Regions from separate parts of the Homo sapiens genome. Here region 2 is linked to region 1. Evidence: chromatin loops called from intact Hi-C (ENCODE). Cell type or tissue: mammary epithelial cell. All regions are shown on one strand. Each heading gives the region's core, and the rest is flanking DNA. Links, peaks and the distances in the headings are about the cores only. Region 1 overlaps GDPD5 (glycerophosphodiester phosphodiesterase domain containing 5). Region 2 overlaps UVRAG (UV radiation resistance associated).

Region 1 (15,386 bases), core at 10,176-15,175:
TACAAGACAGTGAAAAGCAGAGACGAGAGGGGATGTGAATCCAGCCTGTGTGCCTCACTCCAAAGCCTGTGCTCCTGACCGTGTTGCTTTGTGCAGCGGGGTCCTGGCTTTGCTGTTTATACAAACATATAGGCATGGGGGCGGGGGAACCCACAGGAGGAAGATCCAGCACAGCCTTGGTAATGATTACTTCTGGCCAATAGGATTATGGGGCATTATTTTCTCCTTTACATTTCTTGGTCCCCGGGTGGCTGCCATGAGCAGGCATGGTAGAGCATCAGGCAGACGCTGAGCCTTATTGCTAGGTGGGCACAGCCTGGTCACTGAGCCCAGCCTGTCGTCTGTGTGGAGGCTCAGACCATCCTGATTCCTGGGCCAGGTAGTGGCCTGGTGGAGGTCTGACCCCTGCCCCCTCTCCTCCTGGCAGGTACCTCTACAACCGCATGGGCTACTGGAGCGACTGGCCCGTACCCATCCTTGTGACCACAGCTGCTGCCTTCGCATACATCGCTGGCCTCCTGGTACATGGGGCTGTTTTGGAGGGCAGGTGGCCCTGCTCCCAGGGGAAGGGATACTGGCCCTGTGCTGGGCTGATGGAGGGTCCCACCCTGGTATAAAGGGGAAAGCTGTATTTGTAGGAATATTGTATTTGTAGGAATGTATCCTAAGGAAGTAATCAAAAATACAGAAAGATATGTATAACATTTTCATTTTTATCTTAATTTATAATAGCGACTAATCAGAAGCTATTTCATGCCACTAGTAGGAAGTTGGCTACATATGGCACATTAATTCAGATTTTGCCCAGGGCCTCTCGGGCTGCTGCACCTGAGGCCTGGGTCCCCCAAAGCAGGAGGTCCTCTTGCTTTTGCCCGTCTCTCTAGGCTGCCCCTTCCTGGAATGTTTGCCCCGGACCCAGTGAGAGCTGTCCTGGCCGAGAGGGCCCACTGCAGGCTTCCTCTTCCAGGAGCCTCTGCTTCAGGCTCTTGCTCCCGATATTCCACTCACTGAGATGCAGGTGGATCCCCCATGCTGGACTGGGGGCTCCTTGGGGACAGGCTCAAGTCTGTTTCAGAATCCCGGGGACTGGAACTCCCAAAATGTTTGATGAATGAAGTTGAGTAGTCCAAGTACAGCAGCACCCAGTGACCTCTTGACGGGGAATCACACAGAGGAAGAGCCTAGAGGCCTGGAATCATCTGGGAGGAGGCCAGGCTCAGGCTGGCTAGTCTGGGCTGGGCTGGGGAGGGCAGCGCATTCCCATCGCCTGGAGGGAGGTTCGCTGCCTCTGCCCAGGGTCAGGCCCAGAGCCGCAGTGGGGAGCAGGGTGTCTGAGAAACTGGCAAAGCCTTCCCGCCCACACGGGCCTGACAATCACCCTGTGGGTCCCTCCTCAGGTCCTGGCACTATGTCACATTGCCGTGGGGCAGCAGATGAACCTGCACTGGCTGCACAAGGTAAGGGCCGCCTCGGCCGGGGCTGGGAGAGAGCAAGGGAAGCTGGAGGCAGCAGCAGCAGAGGAAGGGCCTGGCCACCATGTCCCTCCCCTGGATCACCGTTAGAATTGTTCTCATAGCTAAGGCTGAGCACTCACTATGCGCCAAGCACTTTTCTCACAACCTCACCCGTCTTCATTCACTTAACCCTTACAGCAACCTTGTGATGTAGGTACTGTTATCATTCCATTTTGTGGTTGGGGAAACTGAAGTACAAAGAGGTTAAGTGATTTGCCTAAGGTCTCCCAGTTTAAACATGGAAGATCCAGGGTCCCGCAGTCATGTGATTAACCAGCAGAGCTCACAGCTCATACTGTGGCACCCACCCTCTGGGGGCCCTGCCTCGGGTCTCACCTGCCTCTTCCTTCTTTGGTGAGCTCTTTTGAAAACCCTGATCTGGCGATGGCATTCCCCAACTTAAAGCCTTTCCACCACTCCCACCGCTCCCAGGATGACCCAAACTTCCCTACCTGGCATGATCTGGCCCCTGCTGATCTCCCAACCCATCATGGGACAGTCACCCTCAGCTTCTGCTACATGAGACATCTCATGCTCTCCCAGCATGTCTGCCTCCTTCCCCCGTTTAGCACTTTGCTCTTGCCCTCCCTTTTTCTCTCGGACCCCTTCCTCAGTACCTCCCCTACATACACAGGATTCTCTCCCGGGACTTCCTCAGCCCCTGCAGCCTCCCCTGCTACATGTCTGAACAGCTATGTTTTTGTGTTTTCAGTATTCGTCTGGCTCCCTGACCCCGACCCACCCAGTCAAGGTGCTCTTTGCAGGCCAGAGTTAACCTCCATCTCCCTGTTCCCAGTGCCCCCCCTCAGGGCTGGGCCCAAAGCAGACAGGCTTCACCCATTCCGGAGCCTTAACTCTCTGCCTTACGTCCATTGCAGGCATAGTGCTGAAGTGTGTTTCTGATGCCTGGCCTTCTTGGGGCCCTGGTGGGCACAGAGTGGTACCGAGCTGACCAAGGCAGAGCCCCTCCCTCCCAGGAACATCTGGATCGTCTCCCTTTCCCCAGAGCCTGGCTCCCCGTGGGCCTGCCATTTAGGAAAGGGCAGAAATGTTCAGAAACTACCATGAGCCCATGAGATGGGGCCAGAATGACTCCAAGGGGAGGGGCTCACTTCTAGCTAGAAGACGGATGTGGAATAGGAAAGGAAGAGGGGACAGCATGAGCCTGGGTTGGGCTGTGTGGAGTGGGAGGTGCCTGTGAGCATCCAGGGAGGCACCGAGGCCGGTTTGTTACATGGGCCTGGAGCTTGGGAGTCAGACCCCAGAGACTGAAGTCTTAGAGTGGTAGGAGCCGTGAGCAGCCCCTGGTCCCCCCACCTTCCTCCTGCCCTCACTCTACTCACAGGCCTCCTCTGGGCTTCCACTATCCCCTCTGTGAGGGAGTTTCTTCTCCTGGCTGCAAAGCTGGCATTTGAAAGAACTGCACCAGCTGGCACCCCGGGTGGGGCTGGCACATGCTGTGGTCACCTTCTGGGGCCATGCCTGGCTCTCAGCAGGTAAGGTCACACATGCTTGATTCTAGTGGAGAGGCCTATAGAGCCGCTGAGCCAGCTGGAGCTGGCAGATCAATGCAAGGAAGCAGATCCCATTGTCCATGCTGGTGCCAGCTCCCAGGGTGCCTTCCTCTGCCCTCTGCCCCCTATGTGAGATCGCAGCATGAGCAGGGTCCTTTCAGGTGGAGCTGACCCAGAGCTCGACCCGCCCCACCAGGAGGGAGTTCCCCAGAGCTCAGAGTGTTCCAGCAGGGCCTGGAAATTCTCTTCTGTTTCTAAGATTCTGCCATTTGATTCTAAAATTCTAAGGACTCTTTATTCTTTTTTGTTTGCTTTAATTAACTTTTGACCATGTAATACATCGACATGATTCAAAATACAAAAAGCACAAAAAAGTATACAAAGAAAGTCTCCTCACTATCTTTCCAGACAGATTTTAAGCACATGCACATGTACATATGCATTTCCTTTTTCTTTTTTCTTTAAACACAAACAGTCGCCTACTCCACCCTCTGTTCCGCACCTTAACAGAATTCTTGGAGCTCCTTCTTCGCTGCATTAAAGCATCCCTGTTGGTATCCATCCCTTGCTCCTGCTCCCTGGTCTGGATATTCCCTGATTCCCTAGGCGTCTAGCCAGTTCCCTGTTGATAGACCGGATCGACATCCCAGCTGCTTTCTGTCTTTTGCCAGGACGATGTGGTGGTGACCTGGGAGAGGAATTTCTGGGTGAAGAATGTGTACTTTCATCATTTTGATCTTGCCAAATGGCCTCCTTGCCAAGTGCCTCCGATTCATGCTCTCTTAGCAATGGATAGTTGTTCTATAAAAACACCCTTGCCCATAAAGCATCAGCTGATTTATTGGCTTTTGTCAGCCTGATGGGTGAAAAGTGGTACCTTGCTGTAGTTTTCATTTGCATTTCCCTTCGGGTGAGTTAGATTCGGCATTTTTCACATGTTTGAGTAACTTGTGTTTTCTTTTCTATAAAACTGTCTCTTCATATCTTTTGCCATTTTTGCCATTGCTTTTTGCTTATTCATTTGCAGGAACTCTTTATAGATGTGGGAAATTAGCCATTTGGCTAACAAACTGCAAATAATTCTTCCTAGTTTGTCATTCATCCTTGGACTTTGCTCATTGCGTTTTTACCATGGGGATATATATTTTTTTATTCTTACATACTTGAATCTGTCATCTCTTGATGACTCCTTGGTTTTGTGTCAGACTCAGAAAGGTCTTTCCCACTCCAAGATTATAAAAATTTTTCTATGGTGTCACTTGGTAATTATATATTTCCACGTTTTTAACATTTAATTTTTTCTCTTTTTGGAAGCTATTTTGGGGTATAGTGTGATCTTACTCTGTTCTTTTTAGATGGCTTCCCAACGTTTCCAACTCTCTCTACTGAGAATTTGTCCTTTATTCATTTGAGATGCTATTTTTATCATATACTAAATTTTCTTTATGTATTTGGATCTATTTATGAATTTTTTGCTTATTTTCATTTATCTATCTGGTCTTACATCAGCAACATAGCACTCTAAAGACCACAGTTTTATAGTATGTTTGTATTTTTTTTTTTTTTTTTAGAGACAGTCTTGCTGTGTCGCCCAGGCTGGAGTGCAGTGGCACGATCTTGGCTCACTGCAAGCTCCACCTCCTGGGTTCACCCCATTCTCCTGCCTCAGCCTCCCGAGTAGCTGGGACTACAGGCACCGGCCACCAGCCCAGCTAATTTTTTTGTATTTTTAGTAGAGACGAGGTTTCACCGTGTTAGCTAGGGTGGTCTTGATCTCCTGACCTCGTGATCCGCCCACCTCGGCCTCCCAAAGTGCTGGGACTACAGGCATGATCCACCATGCCTGGCCTATAGTATGTTTTAATCATGAAGTTTGAGAGTCTCTGGTTCCCCTGGGTCCTGAGGAGGGGAGGACAGAGATGCTCAGGACAGGGTGAGAGGGAGCCATTCACAGCAGGCTGGGTGCTGAGTAGATCTGGTGCTTATGTGGGGACCTTCCTCCTCCTCCCCAGTCTGCCAAAATCTCCTGTTTCCCAGAAATCTCTCCCAGGTGAGTGTTCAGGAGAAATTGAGGTACCCAGGAGGTGAGGGAGCAGGCTGAAGGGTTCTTGGGAGCTTTACAGTAAACAGGAGGCCCTTTCCCTGAGATGCCCCCCTTCCTGCCCCACCCACCGCCCTCTGTGAGGTGTTTTGGTCACAGCTCACACCTCCCCAGGCTGCCCTGAGCACACTGCACTGCTCTTCTGTCCTCGCCTGACTCCCCTGCCTCAGTGGCAGCAGCCCCCAGCCCAGGACCTGCACAGAGGAGGCGTCTGTCAGCGACCCAACCTGAGCCCCAGAGAGGAGCACTGGGTACCACACAGCCCCAAGGCAAGTTACTGGCTGGGCTGGGGCTGGGGCTTCTGCCTCCTACCAAGGCTCCATCAGCCTCTACCTGCCATCTGCTATGTCTACTTCATCACCTCTCCTGGTGAATTCAGACTTCTCTCCATGCACTGGCCCCAGCTTTATGGTTTTTCCTGGTGTCCAGCCTCTGTCCCTCCAGCAGCAGCTTAAGGAAGGCGCATTCACTGAGCACCTCCTGTGTGTGCCAGGCACTGCGTTCACCATAACAGCAGTAACCATCCTTTATTGGGTGCTGACCACATGTGTCAGGCACCTTTCACTCAGAATTTCACAGTCATTTCACTCCTCACAATAATCCTGTTCCCATATCATGCTCACTTTTTAAAATGATATCACTGAGATTTAGTAAGCATTTTCTTCTGGCCAGCCGTTGTACTAAGCATTTCACTTGCATTTCCTCACTGATCTTCCCCAACCCCCTTCCAGGTAGGTACTCACTATCCCTATTTCACAGCTCTGGAAAGGTCCCTGGAGAGGATGTGGAAAGATCCCCAGTAGGTAGCAGAGCCAGGATTCGACTGAAGACCGTGATTCAAGTGAGGCTCTTAACCCTGGGCCAGCTGTCTGCCATTTGGACTGCAAAACCCAGAGGCCAGATACCCCTAAGAGGCCAGCTGTTGCACCTCTGCAAGGCGGGGTTCCACCTCCTCTCGGGTCCCGGCACCTAGGCCAGACTCATCGAATGAATGAAAGACTCTGTTGTATCCCCTGTACCCACCATGGCTATCACAAGCCACAGTCCCATGAAGACAGAGAACCCAAGGCCACTTTCTCAGAGGAGGACGGTGATCTGTCTCTGGGCCTCTAGGGTGGGATTCATCCTTCTCAGTCAGATTTCAGGAGCGATGGTGGTTGCGTTTTTGGGTGTCAGTGCTATTGCTATAACTTAATGATGCAAGGTAGGGAAGTCCCACAGACACTGAACATGCAGTGATGCTGCTGAGTGTGTTGATTAGCACCAAAGCAACTGTGGAACTCAGAGATAATAACATTTTTAATTGTATTAGGGTTTGGGGAATCAGTTTTATTGCAAGTCGTTTCCATTAATAGGTATTGTGATGAGATGCTCCTGGAAACCATCCTTAACTCACTGTGTGCAGGGCCACCTCCCACGATGGCCACAAGGGGGAGCTGCGCGCCGGGGGCAGCCGGGAGAAGGGGCCTGAGTGCCGAGGGCGGGGTTCTCAGGGGTTCGGAGGCGCAGCTGGGCCTCCCAGAGACTGCGCAGCCTCTCTGACACCAGCGTGCTGTCTGTCCGAGAAAGCGCACACCCCCTTACCCCCTGAGATGGGCAGAAGGTGTTCGTTTCTGGTTCTGCCCCTTCAAAGCTCCGTGACCCAGCCAGCTGTTCCTCTCCCCGAACCTCGCTTCCCGTGTGTGAGATGAGGATGCTCGTGCCTCCGCGGAACCAACCTGGGGACCACGCGAAGCGCCCCCACAGGCCCAGGCACGCCCATGCCTCTTCCCGCCCCGAGCCCCCATGTCACAGCCCTTCCAGCTCCTCACCTGCCTCGCTCAGGTCTCTTGGGGGAACATTTGTTTCCAGGCTGATGGGCTGGAATGAAAAGCCTCCAAAGGGAAACTTCATCCCAGGCGAGACTCAGCATTCCCCGCCGGCGAGTGAAGGTCCCTGGGTAGGGAGCGGAGATGCTGGCCACCGCCCCACCCTCATCGTCTAGAAATGCCACTGTCCCTGCTCGGCATCAGAGGGCCCTGGCCGCTGCTGCCTCTGGGAAAGGTTGCCTCGGGAGAAAGGGGGTGAAGGCCCTGCCAGCAGCTAGAACGGCTCCAGGGAGGCAGGGCGGCCGGCAGTGCTGTGGGAGAAGGACAGGCCTTTGGAGGGAGATGGGAGACGAGTCTGGAGAAACTAGGGGGACGGAGGTGGCGGCTTTGACTGACCCTTCCAGAGACTGGGATCTGCGGGAGGCTTTGGAGGAGAGCCACAACCTGGGCTTCGGGGAGGCACGCCTGGGGGTGTGGAGGGGGGTGGGTGGAGTGAGATCCACGGCTAGGGGCGAGGGGCTGGGGGCCGAGGAGCCGAAAACCTCTGCCGAGCTTCACGTGGTTAAAGATTTCAGGTCTTACCTGTCACCAGAGATCTCTGTCCCGTAGAGGTGCCACCTCATCCTCCATGAGAGCTGTGCTTTGCTTTCTTCTGGAGGCTGCAAGGAGGATGGCCCCCATCACGGCGGACCTAGATGCTGGGAGTCCGGGAGAGGGCAGGCCGTGGAGATGGGGCAGGTGGCGATGTGTTTCACCACCCACTCCCGCCTGAAGTGCCACTGTGAGCCCAGCCCAGGGTGCCAGGCTGGGCTGCACTCCAGGCTCCTGCAGCAGACCCAGTTCCTCAGCCTCCTTCCCCTGAGGCCTGGGCATGGCCTGGACAAGTGGGTTTCCTCCTCTGCTGTGCCATGCTGAGGTGGCAGGGAGGCTGGGCGGGACCTTGGATGTGACTAACCTGCCAGGCCCAGGGAGGTCCCCCTTACTGAATGTCCTCCCTCCTCACAGTTCCCTCCTCCTCCTGTCCCCATCCTCCCTTCCATTTCTCGCTGTCCCTTCCTCGCTGGGTCTGCCGGCCTCCTGCTGCCTCCTCCTGCCTCAGTCTCTCCCTGCCGTGTCTATCTGCCGGCCTCTAGTTTCCTGGCAGCCCATGCCTGTCTCTTTCCTCCCTCCCCTCTGCCCTGCTCCATCGGCCTCTCCTGCCCTCTCTGTCTCTCCCTCTGGCTCCTCTCTCAGACACACTGGGAACCCTCCCACCCGCTCTGAGCCTCTGTCCGGTGACTCTTCCCCCTCCAGATCGGGCTGGTGGTCATCCTGGCTTCCACGGTGGTGGCCATGTCGGCCGTGGCCCAGCTGTGGGAGGACGAGTGGGAGGTGCTGCTGATCTCCCTGCAGGTGAGTGAGGAGGGTCCCCCAGGACCCTCACAACAAGAGCCTTTCTGTCACTTCCCTTTCTCCAGACCAAGGCCCAAAGAAGGGCAGGGAGGCGCCCAGGGTCACAGAGCAGGTCAGAACTAGGGAGGACACCAGGGTCCTGAGGCTCCCAGTGTCCCCAGTTGGCAGATGGAGACAGGGTTGCCTGCCTCATAGGTAGAAGTAGGAGGCTGGTGACACAGGGTCTGGGCAGAGCTGGGCGTTACTGGTCTCCCTTCCCTCTCCCTGCAAACAGGGCACAGCGCCATTCCTGCATGTGGGGGCTGTGGCAGCAGTCACCATGCTCTCCTGGATCGTGGCAGGACAGTTCGCCCGCGCAGAGCGGACCTGTGAGTAGAACTGTGAAGGGCCTGCCCCTCCAATCCCTGCAGGTGCCAAGACCAGCTGGTGCTGCCCCGACCTGGGCTTTCCCTGGGGGTGGCCTGGGGATGGGGTGGGGCCCCTGCACTCAGTGAGGGGGATTCTGGCTCAGAGTGGCCCACAGAGTCCACGGAGGGTCACAGCTTCAGTCGGCCTCACACTGTATTCCTCCTCCATGTCTCTCTCTCTGCATGTATGCACCTGTGTCTGTGTGAGTTAGAGGCGGGGTTCATCTTCCCAGCAAGAATAAGGGCTTCCCCCTAGAGCACCTGGATCCTGACAGGTCGGGGGTAGAGGGGTCCAGCATTGCACCCCAACCTGCCCAGGGCTCACCAGGCAGCACTCACGGCCCCTTATCTGCAGCCTCCCAGGTGACCATTCTCTGTACCTTCTTCACCGTGGTGTTTGCCCTCTACCTGGCCCCTCTCACCATCTCCTCTCCCTGCATCATGGAGAAGAAAGACCTCGGCCCCAAGCCTGCTCTCATTGGCCACCGCGGGGCCCCCATGGTGAGTGCCACCTCAGGGTCCTAACAGCCCCGTTGGGGTGGGGTGCGATGGGGGGGACCTTCTTGGGAAATGGATATATGTAATGGTAGCAACCATTTGTAGCTTTTTGAGGGGAGGTACATGGGAAGGACTGGCAAAAAGGCCGGGAGTGCTGGGATGGAAGCACATCTTGAAGCGTCCTGAAGGCATCTTGCTAAAAAGATTTCAGTTTTGTCCTAAGTGCCCTGCAAAGATGCAGGAGGGTTTTAGGCCCAGGCTAGACCCAGGTGCCAGTTAGGAAGGCCCAGGAGATGGATGCTGAGTGTGGGGCCTGGGGTCTGCCACCAGGCATCAGGAGAACCCTCCAGGAGAGCTGGGAGGCAGCTCAGAGCCCACTGTGACAGTGAGTACGGCTGAACCGACGTGAGTTGGAGAAAGACGAAGGGATCAAAGTCAGCGCCGCATTCTGCCACCAGTGCACTCCATAGCCCTGCAGGAGAGCTTCGGTGAGAGGGCAGGCTCCAGAGCCATGTTGCCTGAGTTAGCATCCCAGCACAGCTCCTCACCAGCTGTGGGAGGCCCAACAGTTTCCATCTCTTTGCCTGGTTCCCCCATCTTGTACCATGGGACTAGTGAGAGCACCTGCTGTGGGGCTATGAGGAGCAGGAGTTAGCATGTGTGCAGTGCCCAAATATGCACATGGTGCACAGAAAGTAAGAGGCAGACACTGCTGTTACCTTGGGCAGGGCCATCTCTCTGGAGCAGGGTCTCCTGCTCCATGAAAGCCTTGAACCCAGGCTTCTTAGCAGAGGTAGTACACACCCCCACCCTGCCAAGTGGGGGTGTGTGTGAGCACTTCCTGAGGGCTTGGCTTCCTGGTGTTCCAGGCTGTTGTGGGACCTCAGGGTAGTAAGGGGGTCTCACATAACTGCTTTGGAAGGAGGTGCTGGGTCTGCCGGGCTGCCACTCACTCTGGAAGTCTGGCCCCCTGCATGTGGTGGGTATTATTTTCTCGATAAGACTCCAGCCCCTGAGCCAGACTCCAGTGCTGACCCCAGTCCCTCCCAGAGGCAGCCAGTGGGGATCTGGATCTGGTGTCCAGTTTGGCCACATGCTGCCTGTGCATCTTGGAGGGGTCACCAGTCCCCTCTGTGCCTCAAAGGTATGGATGCCCATGCTGCTGGTTATTGTGAGGACCAATTGGAGCCCAGCCTTCCCAGTGGGGGCAGGGGAACTCTTCTGAGGGGCTTAAAACGATGGCCCCTCCTGTCTCCATGACTCAGATTACCATCTCCTGGGCTCCCTCCAGCAGCCAGGGGACATAAGTGGTATGCTGAAGCAGGAAGGTGGCCCCAGCGAGGATGGTTTTCTTTAGTAGAAAAAGGTCAAATATATGCAGAAGTGGAGAAAAGCATATAATGACTCACATAATGAAGAAGGATGTAATGAATCCAATCCCATACTTATCTACGTTTGGCCATTCTTGCTTCATCTGTTCCCTACTTTTTTTTCTGGGGTAGTAAAGCAAATCTTAGGCATCGCATCGTCTTACCCATAGGCACTTCAGGATGTATCTGTAACACATGAGGACTTCAGAAAGATGCATAGCAACAATGCTGTTATTACACCCAGCCAATATTAAGGATAATGATTCCTTAATATTATCTAAAATGGAATCCATGTTCAATTTCCTTTTATTGTCTCGAAAATATCTTTTTACAGTTTAGTTGTTAAAAATCAGGATCCAAATGTGGTCCACAGCACGCATCTGGTTGGCGTGTCTCCTGAGTGCCTTTTGATTTGTAACAATCCCCCGGCTGGGCTCAGTGGCTCATGCTTGTAATCCCAGCACTTTGGGAGGCCAAGGCAGGCAGATCACCTGAGGTCAGGAGTTCGAGACCAGCCTGATCAACATGGAGAAACCCCATCTCTACTAAAAATACAACATTAGCTGGATGTGGTGGTACATGCCTGTAATCCCAGCTACTTGGGAGGCTGAGACAGGAGAATTGCTTGAATCCGGGAGGCGGAGGTTGCAGCGAGCCGAGATTGCGCCATTGCACTCCAGCCTGGGCAACAAGAGTGAAATTCCGTCTCAAAAAAAAAAAGTTCCCCGTCCCTTTTTTCCCTTAAGCTGTTTATTTGTCCTGAGAAATGGAGTCATTTGTCCTGTGGGATTTTTCACATTCTGCATCTGACTGATCATGCCCTGGTGGTAGTTTTTGAGGGGCTGGCAAGGGTCCCCTCTGTGTGTCCCTGTGCATTGCCTTGGGGGGCTCTGACTCTGGGTCCACATGTCTGTGTGTGGTGAGCCCAAGTGCACATCTCTGTCTTGGAGACTGTCTGTGTGTCCCTGGATGTGTTGTTCCTATGCAGATGTGGCCTGTCCCTCTGTGCATGTGTGTACGTGTACTTTAATATTTGATTGCACTAACTCTGAAGCTAAGACTCTTTTTTAATAGTACTTTGAGTTGCTGTTTTATAAATCTGGGTCTCTTAACCATAGTGTCCCACCCACCTGAGTAACCACCACCCCCCTATGCACACCCTCCTGACAACAGAACCCCACTTGGACTGGCCTGAGGCAGGTGCGAGCTCTGAGACGGGGACTAAGAATTCACCCCAGCAACGTGTATGCTTCTGGGGCCTTCCTGGAGTCCTGAGCCTGGCCAGGGAGGGCCAGGTTTCCATATCTCTTTCTCCAGGAGGTCAGCACCTAACCCAGAGAGAACTTAACTGTGTCTAAAAGCTTCCAAAAAAGACTTTCCCCTTCCCAAACACTTCCTCTGCCCTGAGGGTCTTCGCAACCCCTTCCAAGCTTCTGCCTTCTGCAGCCCCAGCCCATGCAGCAGGGAGCGTGGACCCCTGTCAAGTGGTCCCTGATGGAAGGCCTGGCCGCAGGATATTCAGAGATGGGTGGGATTCCACTGAGTCCTTGCCTCTCTCTCCATGCCTTTGTAGTCCTGCTTCCCCTGGGAGTGCCTCACACAACCCACTGGACTGGGAGACAGGTAACATGTCCTCCAAGAGTGCTGTATGCCAGGGACAGGAGAAGAAAGAAACTCATTACTGAGACCCTGCTGTGTGCCAGGTCCTGGGCTAGGGTCTGTGACTTTTGTTATCTCACCTGTGAGGTTGATAATGTTAGCCCATTTTACAGCTAAAGAAACTGAGGCCCCAGCTCTGTGTCTGGGAAGTGAAATTGCACCTTTTTAGTCCGTTCCAAAGCCCTCACCACTCCCTGGCTCCCCAGTGCTAGGCTGTGTCACAAAAGAGGGGAGTGGCTGGGGAACATCGTGGCCAGAGGGAGAGAAGGTGGGAACAGGATTGTCTTCAGTGGGAATGAATGAGATCAGCCATGGGAATCCTTCCCACCTCACCTCTTCACTGACAGAGCAGGGCAGGGGGATCGGGGGTGTCCTCCCTCCCTCCTTCCCTCCGACCATCCCTCATGGACCTGGTCTTCGCCCAATCCTTGGTTTGGTGCTGACCCCCAGTGGCAGCAACGGGTATGACAGTCCTCAGATGAGACCCAACTAGGGAGGCTTGAATCCCAACTGTCCTAAGCATAAAGACCCTCATGAGTACACATCTCTAAGGGGCACATGGGGAAACTGAGACCCACAGAGAAATATACCCAAAGTCAGGACAATAGTTAATGGCAGAGTCAAGGCTAGAACCAGAGCTGGGTGTGGTGGCATGCACCTGTAGTCCCAGCTATTTGGGAAGTTGAAGCGGGAAGATTGCTTGAGCCCAGGAGTTTGAGGCTGTTGTGAGCTGTGATTGTGTCACTGCACTACAGCCTGGGTGACAGCAAGACCTTGTCTCTTAAAAAAATGCTAGAACCAGGATCATGTAAGGGGAAAACAGTTGCTATTTATTAAGCACTTACTGTGTATATCAAGCAGTGTGCTAGAGGCTTTTAATTCACGTAACAGTCCAGGGAGGGAAATAATGCTGTCATGTTTATATAGATGAGGAAACTGGTCCCGCACTGAAACTCTACCATCCCATCTACCCTCTCTTCCAGGTCTCCCCCCTGGACTTGTCTCAGGGTATAACCCTTGGTATAACCAAGGGTATAACCTGAATTTCACATTCAGCCCCAGCCCAAGACTGCCAGAGAGCCACAGAGGACTGTAAAAAAGCCCTCCAGCCCCAGTGTCTAGCTCAGTGCCTGGGATAGAGCAATGATAACATAGTGACCATAGCTACCATGTGTCAAGTGCTAGCTACATGTCAGGCATTTATATGCATCAACACTAACCAGCCCTGCCTCCCCCGCCCCCAGTAAAACCAATGAGGTAGGCATGATTTAATAGATGAGGAAGCTGAACTTCAGAGAAGCTGAGTGGGTGCCCAGGGTCACACAGCTACTCTGTGGAGGGGCCAGAATTAGAACCAGGCCTAGCCCAGCCTCCCAACATGAAAGACTTTCCATTGGCTGGGGAGGGTACATCAGCTGAATCTTGGCTCTCCCTTCACCACCCCTTCTTCCCCAGCTGGCTCCAGAGCACACGCTCATGTCCTTCCGGAAGGCCCTCGAGCAGAAGCTGTACGGGCTCCAGGCTGACATTACCATCAGGTAGGTGTAGCGGAGGGGAGATAGTTCCTCTACCCCTCCCACACGCTTCGGCATCCACCTGGGTCTCTGCTGGGGGAACCTCTGGTCTCAGAGCCTCTGAGATGGGAGGAGGAAGACTTAGATTATCCACAGCAGGGCAGGCACCCTGTTCCTGCAGACTCCAGGATGTAAAATAGAGGAAAGAACAAATGCTCTTGGTGCAAGCAGGAGCACTGCCACAGAGCCACTTGAAGGGAAAAATAGATGATAGAGCTACAACACTCTCATGAGGGAAATAAAGCAAGTTGCAGAGTGATACATTCACTGTGACTCCAGTTACGTTTTAAAATACCACAAAAAAGTGACATATACACTTTCTCCATGTACATATATAAGTAGATATTAGTATAAATGGCAGGAAGAATCCATACTAATCTCATAACAGAGGTTATCTGAGAAGGGAAGAAGGGCAGAACTGTCATATATAGTTGTACAGGTTGCATACTGAACAAGGGCATCACATAAATGAGGACATTGTTCCCAGTATAGACATAGAATTGTGTGTTTATCACAACTTTCTAGCAGATGGTGGTAAAATGCCTTGAGGAACAGAGGGCACAGGTACCTTTTACTGTTTCACACTAAGGCACCATATGAGCTATTTGCAACCCTGGTAGAGTAGACAAGGATTGGGGTTGGGTGGAATTTGCCAAAGAGGTCTACATTTGCACTGTTCTCATCATAGCATCACAGGGATTTGGTTCCAAACTGGGTTCCACCACTTACAGGCTGTGGACCTTGAGCTAGATACTTCCCTCTCTCAGCCTCAGTTTCTCCATTGTCAAATGAGGCAGCACCTACCTTCCAAGGTTGCTAAGAGAGTAGGTCCAGATTTTTCCCAGCCCTCCCTCCTTGGCAGTCCCCACCCCCATCTGACCCTCACAGAGAGCCAGAAGGCATTGGACCTTCAGGGTCACCCACCAGCCCACTGTCTTCCCTGTGCAGATGGGGAGACTGAGGCCCAGAGAGGGGCAGAGCCAGCCGGGATCCTGTGCTGGGTGGGGAGGACTGTGTGGGGTGACGATCATTGGTGGGCAGGTAAAGGATCTGGGGGGTCACTGACTCGGTGGCCCCACCCTCCCTGCAGCCTGGACGGCGTGCCCTTCCTCATGCATGACACCACCCTGCGGCGCACCACCAACGTGGAGGAGGAGTTCCCGGAGCTGGCCCGCAGGCCTGCCTCCATGCTTAACTGGACCACCCTGCAGAGACTCAACGCTGGCCAGTGGTTCCTGAAGGTCTGGCTGCACCTGATCCCAATCTTAGGCATGGAAAACACCAGCAGGGACTGCAAGGAGTGAGAGGTGCAAGGGTGGCCATCAGCTTCGAGACCCCCACTCTCAGAGCTTTCGCGACCTCCACCCAAGCTGCTTAGTGGCCTCCTAGGCTCCTGCCACTGCTGCCAGACTCATGGTTGTCACTGCTTGTTCTGGGTCCATTTCCCTCACTAGAAAAGGTTGACAGGGATGAGAGCAGTGAATAGAATTCTTAACTCTGTAAAACTCTAGAGAGGGGTTGGCTCTCTGATCTGAAATGCTCTAGAAGG
Region 2 (5,000 bases), core at 1-5,000, 410 kb before region 1:
ATGTATTCAAGACAGTCGGTATTCCAGGAGAGGGCAGGCATTTACATTTCATGGGTAAGAAAATAACTATGAAAAACAAACTTAAGGGCCGGGCACGGTGGCTCACGCCTGTAATCTCAGCACTTTTGGAGGCCGAGGCAGGCGGATCACGAGGTCAGGAGATCGAGACTATCCTGGCTAACACGGTGAAACAAACACAGTGAAACCCCGTCTCTACTAAAAATACAAAAAATTAGCTGGGCGTGGTGGCGGATGCCTGTAGTCCCAGCTACTCGGGAGGGTGAGGCAGGAGAATGGTCTGAACCCAGGAGGCGGAGCTTGCAGTGAGCTGGAATCGCGCCACTGCACTCCAGCCTGGGCGACAGAGTGAGACTCCGTCTCAAAAAAATAAAAAATAAAAAATAAAAATTTCCAATTTTAACAAGAACCAAGTTTAGAATCTATCCATCCATTAACACAAGGCTTTGTTCTCTGGGGATATAATAACTAGTATTTGATTGGAAATAAGTAAACAATCTCCTAAAAGCACTACAAGAATGTCAAAAGTCAAAAAATTTCACACATCTCTTCTTAAATTTTACACATATCTTCTTTGGATCTGCTGTAAATTTAGCTGAAATAAAAGAAAAACTTAGAAACCAGCATTTCGGATATTCTTCCAATAAAAAACTGTCTTCTGACACTAAGAAATGTTACCACTAAACAGGTGGTATGGGTGGTTCATCAAGAAGAGTCAATTGGTCTCTTATGATGGTTGTTCTATACCAAGGACCAAACAATGATCATCAAATATTCACGTTTGTCATAATAGGTCCGACCAACAAGATACGACAGCACTAACTAGAATTACTAAAGAAAGGGCTTCCCAGCTCCTCCTATGGTAGTTAAAAGTTTGTAAAGCCCAACAAAGTTCATGAATAGGCTTCACTCAACCATGACATTTTGGAATGGGAGGAATGCTCAGAAATCACCAATCCCTTCATTTTAATGATAAATTAACTGAAGCCCGCAAGAGGGAGTAAATGCCCTCAAGAGGCTTGACAGCTAGTGCCAGATTCAACAGCAACACCAGACCCCGGACTTCCCCGTGCTCTGTCACCAGCTATTCCCTAACTGTGTTGAGGATTGGATTGAGATATCTCATTGAGATAACTTCAAAAAACAGTCAATGACAACTCCTAAATTCAAGATATAATCTGAGCTGGAAGAGAGAAAAAACAAAAACAAAAAAGGCACTTTGCTTTCATCATATCTCTAGACAAGTTTTTTAACATGATCTTCAACCAGCCCCATGACTATTCTTTTTAGAAAATACTATTATGATTATTATAATTCTAATAATAATTGCTATCATTTTCCAAATTCCCAAAATGCGCTAAGTACTGGTGTTAATTACTATTATCAGAGGTAACACTGGGGCAAGAACACAGAAGTTTTGTTAAGGTAACCAGGACTGATTATATAGACACTCATCAAAAATTTAAAATACTCTGGCACTGTCATACATTGCTAGTGATATAACCAATTAGTGAGCAGTAGACTAAATGTTTTAAGGCCTACAAAAATGCTTAAACCCTTAAACCAAATAGTAGCCAAATTGTTTCATTTTCTTTCTGGACACATAGTAAGACTGCATTTCCCAGTCCCCTTTCCATCTAAAAAGGACAATTCAGGCCAAGCACAGTGGCTCACATCTATAATCCCAGCATTTTGGGAGACTAAGATGGGCAGGTCACTTGAGGTCAGTAGCTCAAGACCAGCCTGGCCAACATGGTGAAACCCCATCTCTACAAAAAATACAAAAATTAGCTGGGTGTGGTGGCGCATGCCTGTAATGCCACCTTCTTGGGAGGCTGAGGCAGGAGAATCGCTTGAACGTGGGAGGCGGAGGTTGCAGTGAACCGAGATGGCACCACTGCACTCCAGCCTGGGCAAACAGACTGAGACTCCATCTCAAAAATAAATAAATAAAATAAAAAATAAAAAGGACAATGTAACTGATTTATGGCCAATAGAATGTAATGAAATTGATATGGACCATTTCCATTTAAAAATCTCCCACAAGTAATCCTTCTATCTCTGGCCATGCCAGAGGCCATGTATTGAGGACACCAGCAGCCCAAACTAGAAGGAACCTGCATACCTGAGTCATCACTTAAAGGACAGCTGCCAAGACAGAACCTGATAAAGAACACCTACACTGGACTTAGTATAAGACATGTATTATGGTAAGCCACTAAGAGTTGTGGTATTTGTTACAATAGCTAGCATTAATCATTCAGATGAATACAATTGTTTCAAAAATATGGAATGGACTGGGCACAGTAGCTCACACCTGTAATCCCAGCACGTTGGGAGGCTGAGGCAGGTGTGGGATCACCTGAGGTCAGGAGTTCAAGACCAGCCTGGCCAACATGACGAAACCCTGTCTCTACTAAAAATACAAATATCAGCTGGACGTGGTGGCAGGCACCTGTAATCCCAGCTACTCAGGAGGCTGAGGCAGGAGAATTGCTTGAACCCAGGAGGCAGAGGTTGCAATGAGCCAAGATTGCACCACTGCACACCAGCCTGGGCAACGGAGCGAGACTCTGCCTCAAAAAATAAATAAATAAATAAATAAATAAACAAATAAATAAATAAATCCATGCAATGGTTAGACTGAAAAGTGAGAATGAAATAAAATTACATGAGGATAGTGGAATTTAGAGTCCTTTTCCCATCCTTAAAAATTATTGCCAGGCACAGTGGCTCACACCTGTAATCCCAGCACTTTGGAAGGCCAAGGCAGGCAGAGGTCAGGAGTTCGAGACCAGCCTGGCCAACATGGTGAAACCCCATCTCTACCAAAAATACAAAAGTTAGCCAGGCGTGGTGGCATGTGCCCGTAATCCCAGCTAATTGGGAGGCTGAGGCAGCAGAATCACTAGAATCCAGGGAGGCGGAGGTTGCAGTGAGCTGAGATCACGCCATTGCACTCCAGGCTGGCTGGGTGACACAGCGAAACTCCGTCTCAGGGTGGGGTGGGCGGGAATTATTTTAAGGCTATTTACTCTGAAGGGGTTTCTTCACTGTATATTTCTTGACTCAATTTTTTAATGAGCAGATACTGGAATTGACATTAAAAAAAGTTGTTAAACAATCACTGCTTTAAATAATCATTAAAACTAAAAAGAGGTTAGGGACAGTGGCTCATACCTATAATCCCAGCACTTTGGGAGGCTGGGGGAGGAGCATAGCTTGAGTCCAGGAGTTGGAGACCAGCCCAAAAAACATAGTAGGACCCCATTTCTACAAAAATTTTTTCAAAGTTAGCCTGGAGTGGCGTCTCACACCTGTAGTCCCAGCTACTTGGGAGATGGAGGCAGGAGGATCATTTGAGTCTGTGAGGTCAAAGCTGCAGTGAGCCATGATTGTGCCACTGTACTCTAGCCTGGCTGACAGGGTGAGATCCTATCTCGAAAATAAATAAATAAATAAATATCACTTGAATTTTTCATCTTTGCCACAGGACAAGATTCAAATAAGTCTCAGTACCTTTTGTTAAAATGATGTCACCTTTTGTTAGCATAAATAGATCTTTAATCACATCTTACTGAGATTTTTATGATCCTCATAAAAATCTGTCTTGCCTACTTCATAAGACATCATTATCTCTACTTTACAAATGGGGAGAGTGAAGTTCCAAAAACCGTGATCTTTATCAAAAGTCACGAAGCTAGTGAGTAGCTGGGCTAGAACTAGTACGGAAGTATTTTCCATCATAATCCAACATTCCTATCATTTTACCATGCTTCCTCTCTTACACCATCCCACCTAAGCCAACGGATTATGTCTCAGTGCCTCTCATCTAATATGCATTCTGAAGGTGGTTGCCATTTTTAATCAAATATTTGGTCTACTCTTAGAATTTTTCACTTACAGAAGAATCCACAGTACAATATATAAAACTGAATTAGAGAAAACCATGCCATTCTTCTGAAAAAGATCCCATATATACAGGGAATTACAGATACGAGAAGATATAAACTAGGTCCCTATTTTACCATAATATTAAAGAAAAGAAATTTATTACATTTTTATAAAAGTAAAATTACTACAGGATACTGGATTCAATCTACTTGAAATGCTAGCTGCTAGACCATTAATAGCTAACATTCATAAAGGAATGATAAACGTATCAATGTAAGGCTCAGTTATCTGAAAGAACTATCCAACTGCCATCTTTCTTTAGTATACATCCCAACTGCTCATGAGATATTTTCAGACAGCATAACAATTTAGGTTTCCGAGAAGCCACAAAAGCAGGAGGCACTGAGAATCACTTGTGTTACAAAAAAAATAAAAATATAACAATCTGTGGGTAGTAAGGCCACAGATCCCCTTACCTTTATATATCTTTTCAGTACTACACAAGTGAAGTGTAAAGTAGGTATCAAGGAGCTGATGGCCATTTCTATTAACAATGTTCCGGGCAGCAATGTTCCGAAGATGTCGAAGACGCCGCTGAAAAATAACAACAAAAAAGAGAAGGCATTCAGATTTTTCCTCCTATAAAATTTTCTGGAAGTTGCAGTTCAAAAATGAAATGTAATAAGTTGTCTCAGTCATTTATTTATTGAGCCAGAAACCATAACCCAGTCTCTTATTTATGCCTCAGCATCCCCTCTGTCAAACAGGAATTATACCTGCCCTATCTCATTTACAAGGTGGTTGGAGAATGAAGTGACAACAGACATGAAATATTTTTGAAAAGGACCAACGTTATGTAAGTGCTATATACCCGCATAATAGCATTAGTATTCCCTGGAACATAAACTAAGTAGTAATTTGGTTTTCTCCACAGAGGGATTCTGATAGACATATAAAATCCATCTCATACCAACAGATAATCACCAGTTAACACATACACTCACCCCTGATGCTAGTTCAGTCTAGATGCCAGATTATCTATACAAGCAGGAAAACAAGGCCACAGCCAAAAAATAAAAATAGTGACT

What was found. Hi-C counts contacts between places; a loop is a spot of excess contacts. Peaks named below come from ENCODE experiments on the same cell type or tissue, not always from the same donor. Only the 100,000 strongest peaks of a DNase experiment are listed, where the experiment ranks them.
Region 2: a loop joins it to region 1, with 3 times the contacts of the local background. A loop is called at or near these places in 4 of 110 quality-filtered maps.

The regions. Positions count from the first base shown.
Region 1 is chr11:75,442,828-75,458,213 of GRCh38, reverse strand. GDPD5 (glycerophosphodiester phosphodiesterase domain containing 5) reads left to right here. Exons shown (of 17, transcript NM_030792.8): 5 at 428-521; 6 at 1,398-1,457; 7 at 8,231-8,329; 8 at 8,604-8,697; 9 at 9,092-9,237; 10 at 13,719-13,801; 11 at 14,928-15,078. Among named protein-coding and RNA genes, the nearest start is that of KLHL35, 17 kb to the right of the region's middle. RefSeq lists an enhancer at 1,277-1,875. In mammary epithelial cell, for the core only: a CTCF peak has its summit at 12,709 (motif pointing left); no DNase peak of the experiment used is centred there.
Region 2 is chr11:75,851,389-75,856,388 of GRCh38, reverse strand. It overlaps UVRAG (UV radiation resistance associated), which reads right to left. Exons shown (of 15, transcript NM_003369.4): 2 at 4,389-4,506. Among named protein-coding and RNA genes, the nearest start is that of UVRAG, 39 kb to the right of the region's middle. In mammary epithelial cell, for the core only: no CTCF peak of the experiment used is centred there; a DNase peak (open chromatin) is centred at 2,198.